Linked DNA regions of Homo sapiens: all the other regions are linked to region 1. A link is a loop called in an ENCODE intact Hi-C map of the cell type or tissue named here. Cell type or tissue: IMR-90. All regions are shown on one strand.

Region 1 (2,500 bases):
CAAGAGATGCTGCCGACTCCTCCTGTCCTTTCTCTGACCTGGCCCTGGAACGAGCTGTTTCTCTTGGAAGCCCTGGTTTGTTGTATTGAGACTGGTGTTTAGAAATCAAGATCTGGGTGCTGGCTGTGCTCATTGCCACCAGGCTCTCATTACCTCTAGGCACTCCCAGCAGCTAGACTAGGAAATACACACACACACACACACACACACACACACACACACACACACACCTGTATACACATTAAAAACCACGAGTTCTTACTGACACCCCTAATTCTAATCCAGTATCACAGGGTTCTCCGTCTTGGTGTATCTTTGATCTCCTTATCCATCATCTATTGACTGATTTGCTCAGTTCCAGAAGGCATGTAAAATAGTTTCAGAATCAGTGACCCATACCCTTGTGAAAAATTGACCAACTAGTCATGGTATGATATGTGTATATACGTCTTTTCATTTTTAGCCTTTGAGGATGCAATAAAAACACTGTTTTCCAAAGTTTCTTAGGTTAGTTCCCCCATCTTTTCAGTGGAAGTATATAAATCATTTGTAAAACTATTAGTGCCACTTATTTCTGTTTGTATTCTATTTTGGGTTTCCTCTCATTAAAAAAAATTTTTAATCTAGTACATGAAATATGCACATGATTCTAAAAGTCAGAACGATTCAAAAGGTATACACAGTGTCACTCCCTCTAATTCTTCTGTGTCATTCCCATCATCCACCCTTTTCCTACCTATGCCCACACCCTCGAGGAACCACCCCCGACAGGCAACCCGTCTTATTGGTTTCTGATTTATCCTTCCTCTGTTTCTTCTTCACAAAAGAACAGGTTTCGTATATTTTATTTTCCTTCCCCTCTTCCTTCGATGAAAAGTAGCATGTTACAGATATTCTTTAGCACTTTGCTTTTGTATTTAACGATATAATCTAGGAATCACTCCACCCTAAAGTCTCTTCTAATCCAAATATTCCCCTCCACGCTTCCATTTCCCCTGTGTCACTGAGTTGTTGGAGAAACTGGCAGTCTGTCCTGTGGAGCTTCCTACCATTGGGACTTTGCTGATTGAACCTGCAAAGTGGAGCGTCACCCATCCCCCTGCCCTGTCTTTTCTTTAACGGGTCATTGGATTTGGAGGCTTGGTCGGAGTCAAGTTTGCTTTCTTGGGAAAAGACTCAGAATTTAAAGAGATCCTTGGCAAAGCAAAGATAACTTTTGCGTAGGTCCAAATGTGTGTCCACAGGGCCCGGCTAAGCATGCTCCCAGATACTGTCGACCTCTGGGCCACTCCCTCTGCACAAGCTCTGGCCTCTTTGTCTAAAATGGGGGTTCCTTTCCTCCTGATGAACTTTGGGGTGTCGACATGCCCCTGGGGATTTACACTGAGTTTCTAATTCCTTAAAGCGGGTGGGTCAGGCCATCCTCGCTTTCATCCTTTCCAATCTGCGGGAGCTGGAGGAGAGGTTTGCACGTCTCAGTTATTGTTGTGAAAATGCAACGGATTCTGCAATTCCTGCCTGTAAAGTCCGAGGTGGCCGGTAGAGGGGGGTGTTACTCCCCAAGAACCGGCTCTGGCCTCGGCTGGGCTGTCTGGCGGCCTCCCTCCCTTCTACCGAGACTATTCTTGTCTCGGTCATTACCTGGGTATGGCAGCAGGGACAGGCCGGTGCCTGCCACGCAGGGGTGTCCACCCCCTTCTTGGTAAGCCGCACCCCGTGGGGCTGACGGGGTGTCCTCGAGCTCACAGAGAAGGATGGTCACGTGGGCCCAGGGAAGGAGCGGGCATGACTGAGGGCGGCCGTCCCCACTGTCACCAGGTTCCTGGGGCCGGCTCTCCCCTTTCCCTCCACTCCCCTGCACCCGCCGGCTTCCCCCATGCCTGGCCTGGTTCAGACTGGGCTTGGGAAGTGAGTCAGGGCCTGACTATATGTGATAAAGAGAAGCTCCTTGCTTTTAAAGGACAGTAAGGGGGTCGTCTTACACTTAGCAGCCCGGACAGAATTGATTTTTTTACAGACCCCTCTGTGGGCGAGTGCCTTTTATGAAAAAGGCAAAAATATTTAATAAGAATGAAACCCCCTGAATGGTCCCGGGTCCTATCAGAAGCGGGAAGTCCCCTTTTTAAATGGTCGCAGGCATCTCCTTTGATCACACGATATCACTGAACATGCAGTCCTCACACCCCCAACTTCATTCTCATCTCATTTTTCTCCACGGTGCATGCCAGCCTCTGACACGTGGTGGCCCTCTCTCGAGGGGGTGCTGGTGCCTGACTCCTTTGGACACCCTGTGAAGGCAGGGCCAGACAGGTCGCAAGGGAAAACCATCGGTCAAGGTGAGTGTTGCAGGCGCCCTGGAGGAAGGCACCGTGTCACCTGCTGGCCCAAGGGCTTCCAGAATTCCATGAATTACAACAGGGAATGCATCTGCCAAGCATCCTAGACCCACGTTTCTGGCCGGCACAGCCTCGCCCTCTGTGGAAATCAGCATGAGAGGTGC
Region 2 (2,500 bases), 920 kb after region 1:
TTATTCTGTTGCTGTGGTCTCTAATCCCAGGCTCTTTTACTATTGGAATTTATAATGAGTTTTAATATCTGAAAGAGTTCATTGCTGCTTATGACTTCTTTTTCCAAGATGAACATATTTTTAATTATGTGAATTTAAAATATGTGAGTCCTTGATTGTGACTGAAATAATAAATTACATTGACAGCATATATAGTGTACCTAGTATAGCTGGTATAGATTATCTGAAAAAAATTATCCATTATAATTGCGTATATAGAATGTAATGTGTATATAGAAATGTGTTCTTAGGACACTGATTATACATATTATAAACCACTTAATCTGTATCTATTTCTTCTTAATGTAAACATTAATGCAAATTAGTCCTCATAATTTTCATTCATTTAAAAAAATATATTGCTCATTTACTATTTGCTAGGCACAAGAGGTTACCATTGCCCTCTAGTCAAGTATTTTTTATTCTTAGGATTGTGACTTATTAGTGGATTGTGAAATCAATTTGGTGGATCATGACTAGCATTTTGAAAAAAAAAAGGAACTGGAATAGACTAGAAAATATCAGAGTGTATCACACAACATGAAGATAAGCATTGTACTGTGAAACTTTAACTTTGGTTATGTGTTTGAGCATTTGTGTGAATATAAATTGCAATATAAAATCTCTTTCTTACTTGGATGTGGCGGCCAAAAAAGTTTGAGAGCTTCTGGTCTGAAGGGAGAACTAATAAATAAATAAACAACACAAATTAGAATGAAGAGTGCTTTCATAGATTAAACTGTAAACTCCGTGAGGACAGAACCAAGGCTATTTTCACTCATCATGATTCCACCGCAGCTTAAACTAATGTGTCGTAGAACATCAGCCCTCAGTTACTGTTCTTGAATAGATGCATGAATGGTGTGGCCCTAGAGTACTACGGAAAGCCATGGAAGGAGATCAAACAACCAGCATGTTCTGTGCCTTACATTTTGCATGGTTTCCATTAGGAGCCTTGGACTGTGGGGACAAAGTTTGGTGAGGAAAATGATCTGATGTAAAATTAAAGACCACGCAGTCTGTGAAAGGGAACCTTGAGGGACCTTGAGTGACATCTAGTGGATTCTTTGACCAACGGGGAGACACCAGCCTAAGGAAATCTCTTTCCCATTAGGTGACATGTTATTGAATATGCTGTTTGCTTTTGAGAGACAGAGAGAGAGTTGGGCTTCATCCATCCATAGTGCATAAATGTTACTTTATTTGTGGGTGAATATTGTAGGTTTATTAATCTGTGCCCTTTGTTTTGTATTGGTTTTGTAATAGGAGCTTTATCATCAGATTGGAAAATCTTGATTAAGCTTCATGACTTTATAATGTGTTACTCAGCACCTGGTACAGCACCGTCAGCTGTGTAATAAACACCTGTTGTTGGCTGGCTGACATGTTTTAGTCATTCATTCAACCTGTGGTCATTGATTGGATACCACCCACATTAAGGATTTCATTCCTGGCTGGAAGTTAGAAACACCAAGGAAGTTTTTAGTAAATGCAGATGCCCTTGACACACCCTAATCCCACCTCACTTCTCATTTAATTGGTGAGGGTGGAGCTGAAGCTTCTCTCTATAGAGGGATATAAAGATTTATTTTTTTCAGCTCTCAAGGTGATTCTACTGTGCAGCCAGGTTAACATTTGGAAAGGCACTGAATGTCATACACCATCAATGTAAAACAGGGATCCCTACCCTCTATATTGGTACTTCTCAAACTATCTGGGGTGAAAGACCAATTCACCATGGACCAATATTTTTGTAGAAATGAATTACTATAAAATGAAATGAAAAAACAAAGACATACAGCATAATAAAAAGCAAACTCCAATATTTTATCAGATTCAACAGAAATTAATTACTCTGTCAAATTTCTCTAAAATGTTCTAACTCTTACTCTCAGTTTCTGGATTTATCTTGTTTTGGACCAGTGACAAACCATTTACAGCATGGCACTTTGAGTCACACTGCTCCATGTTACATTCTAGATGGAGATGGGGGCAAGGAGAAGACAGAGGAGATGCAAAACACACAAGTAACCGTAGTAGCAGGACACACAAATCATTCTTATTGCATTTAAAGAGGAGGCCTGCTGACCTCTTAGTTAGTGCCTTCCATGTGGCAGAGCCCCATGGAGCCACCAGGGCCCAGAGCCTAGTCCTTGGCTTTACAGAGCCCAAATTTTGATCTTCTCAGAACACACACATTAATCAGGTACTTGGCACTGTCCATATGCTAAACTGTTTTTAAGAAACTGGTTATAAAGTAAAATCACTCTCTTTTTTAAAGCAAATATGCCTTTGGAAGGGACCAGATACTGATGTTTGCTATAATGACAGCCTCTTTCCAATATGGAGGTCTCCAGGCATGAGAAGGTTATTTAGGGAACATAGAATAGAGATCTCTCCCAGCCCCACCATGGAGCATCTCCCTCTAGTGATGACAATACTCATGCCCAACTGATGCATG
Region 3 (2,500 bases), 970 kb after region 1:
CTTCCTTTGTCAGCATGTTCTTCCTCTTCCATGGAGACATTATTAGACCATGCTTTCAAATGCTTTCTAAATTTGAATCTGGTGTCAACACTCCTTTCGGCTGCATTCCACTGCATTGCTGTGAGGGTTTAGTGAAATAATACAGATAAAGTATCTGCCTTTTTTTAAATACAAAGTTCTGTATTTTTCTCTTTTCACTTACCATGTGCATTGGTCAGAGTCCTGGCAGGAATGGCATTCATACTGATGCTTCAGATGAAGGGCTATTTAGTAAAGGATGATTTACAGAGATGTGGACAAGTTTAAGGAAACCAACAAAGGATGTTGAGGCACCCAGCAGCTGGCAATAGCAGGAAGCTGTTACCACCCTTAGGATCAAGGGGAGGCTGCCCAGTGGAAGCTGCAGTCCTGGAGGCCCTGAGACAGGCAGAGAGTGGAGGAGACAGATCCCAGCCTCTCCTCCCAGCCTTCCATCTTCTGCTGGTGTCTCCTGTGGGCTGAATCCAGCTTGGAGCCAGAGGGGAAGGGAGTCGGGGTGATCCGGAGCATGGGACCAACCTCCTGGGGTGCGGGGCAGGGCAGAGCATGATTCTGGAAGAACGAATGGAGAAAAACATCCACATTATATGTGAGCACTATCCCATGTCATTAAATATCCCTGGACGCCAGGGTTTTTAACTGCTAAATGACATTTCATCATACGGTGGGACTACAAGTTATTATCAGTAGTAGTATGAAGGGACATTTGGAATGGCCCCTGCTCAATGAGTGTGATGGGCATCTTTGCCCATAATTATTTGTCAACATCTGCCATTTTACATGACTCAGTGGATGGGGCCTCTCCACAGGCCACAGGCTTGGAGAGTTCAGGCGAGAAACCCCAGAGGCCCAGCCTCGCTCCCAGCTGTCCCAAGAGGTCCCTGGAAACCATGATGTGCCATCAACTCCTACTTTCTTTGTCCAGTTACAAGTCAGGAGTAGCACCCAAAAGAACTGTTCTAGAGGAAAATGCAGGGCTGGGCCCAGGGCTGAGGGCTGAGGGATAAAAGTCTAACGGTGACAAAGGTGCCACTCCCTAGCAGGCTAGTAAAGCGAGGAGGCGCTCCTAGCTCTCTGGGCTTCCACCGGCCCTTCTCCCGGGGGCTCCTGCTGAGCCGGCCACGCCCTGGGCCACGGTGAGCTTGCTCCCCCTGCTGGCCAGATAGGGCATCTGCGGGAAACAGTGCCCAGCGGGCTCCTGCCCGGTCACAGGAATTGGCCACTCTGAGGATAGTATGCACCCAGGCTCTGGTACCAGCCCCCTGAGAAGTTCCCACAGGGCTTTGAGCATCCAAGGGATGACATCCCTGGGATAGAGGACTGTTTTGGTTAGAGCAGGAGGTCTGACACTATTGGAAATTTAAATCGGCATACATATCAAGAACCTTAAAATGTTCAATTCAGCCTCACCTCCTCCAGGAAGCCTTCTGCAATCACACTCCCCAACCACCCAGTGCAATCTTTATGCCCTTTTCCCCTGATCCCATGGCATTTTTGCTTGTCTCTGACTCAGGTGAATAAGAAAAGTAACTTTATTTTGCATTAATTTTTACATTTTTATTTTGAACTCCAATTCCATCAAAAAGTGGTAGTAACTTAATTTTAGTCATTTCAGGGTTCTCTCCTGCCCTTTCCCTGGGATTATGTCCTAGAGCAAGGTGGGTGAACAAAGGAACTCTTATGTAGTGCCAAGACATAGGAGCCACCAATCCTCTTTGTCATCTGTCCTCATAAGCACCATCTCACTCACTGCTGAGATGTTCCTGGGCAGCAGCCAGCAGCCAGCAGCCAGCAGCCAAGGAGTCCCCATGAGAGGCCCCACATTCCTGATGGTGGGACCCCTTCACTTGTTACATTGGTGAAACTGCCTTTGCAATATTATAACTGAGGAAATGATGACAGTGAAAGAAATCAGACCTAACCGACTCCATCTTGCTTCTAACATTTAAGCTGTCCTTGTTCATTCCTGGGCATAGGCCAAACTAACTTTGGGAAGGAATTCAGTTCATGGTTTGGCTATGAAACAAAATCAGTTCTTGCCTGGGGACCAGCCTGGCTTTGCAGGACTAACAAATTAGCTACAAGATTAGAAATTACAGTTTAGGGGTCATGCAGCCTCCGGCTCCAAGAGTCTGAACTTCCCCAAATTGCTCCTGAGGATAACATCACTACTGTAAAACCTAAGATCCGTGCTTGAGATATTCTGCAGACCCTGCACTGGATGGATCAGCTGAGAAACTAGACCGGTAATCTGACTCAACCTGTTCTGCTGTCCCACCCAGGAACAGAAGACAGCAAGAAAAGCTCACTTTGATCCTCTCTGATTCCCTCTCCAATCTGACCAATCAGCACTCCCCACTTCCCAAGCCTTCCTATCTGCCAAATTATCTTTAAAAACTCTGATTTTAGTAATAATAGAGACTGACTTCAGTAATAATAAAACTCCCGGTCTCCCGCCCAG

Evidence for each region. Peaks named below come from ENCODE experiments on the same cell type or tissue, not always from the same donor. Only the 100,000 strongest peaks of a DNase experiment are listed, where the experiment ranks them.
Region 2: a loop joins it to region 1, with 5 times the contacts of the local background. A loop is called at or near these places in 8 of 110 quality-filtered maps.
Region 3: a loop joins it to region 1, with 6 times the contacts of the local background. A loop is called at or near these places in 12 of 110 quality-filtered maps.

Annotation. Positions count from the first base shown.
Region 1 is chr2:120,674,761-120,677,260 of GRCh38, reverse strand. No RefSeq gene overlaps it. Among named protein-coding and RNA genes, the nearest start is that of GLI2, 60 kb to the left of the region's middle. In IMR-90, a CTCF peak has its summit at 1,546 (motif pointing right); no DNase peak of the experiment used is centred here; H3K27me3 peaks cover 930 bases.
Region 2 is chr2:119,752,134-119,754,633 of GRCh38, reverse strand. All of the region lies in intron 1 of LOC101927764 (a long non-coding RNA gene), which reads left to right. Among named protein-coding and RNA genes, the nearest start is that of PTPN4, 6.5 kb to the left of the region's middle. In IMR-90, a CTCF peak has its summit at 1,098 (motif pointing left); no DNase peak of the experiment used is centred here.
Region 3 is chr2:119,701,711-119,704,210 of GRCh38, reverse strand. It overlaps a transcript of TMEM177 not described here. Among named protein-coding and RNA genes, the nearest start is that of TMEM177, 24 kb to the right of the region's middle. RefSeq lists enhancers at 520-1,124, 1,732-2,337, 2,338-2,500. In IMR-90, a CTCF peak has its summit at 1,192 (motif pointing left); no DNase peak of the experiment used is centred here.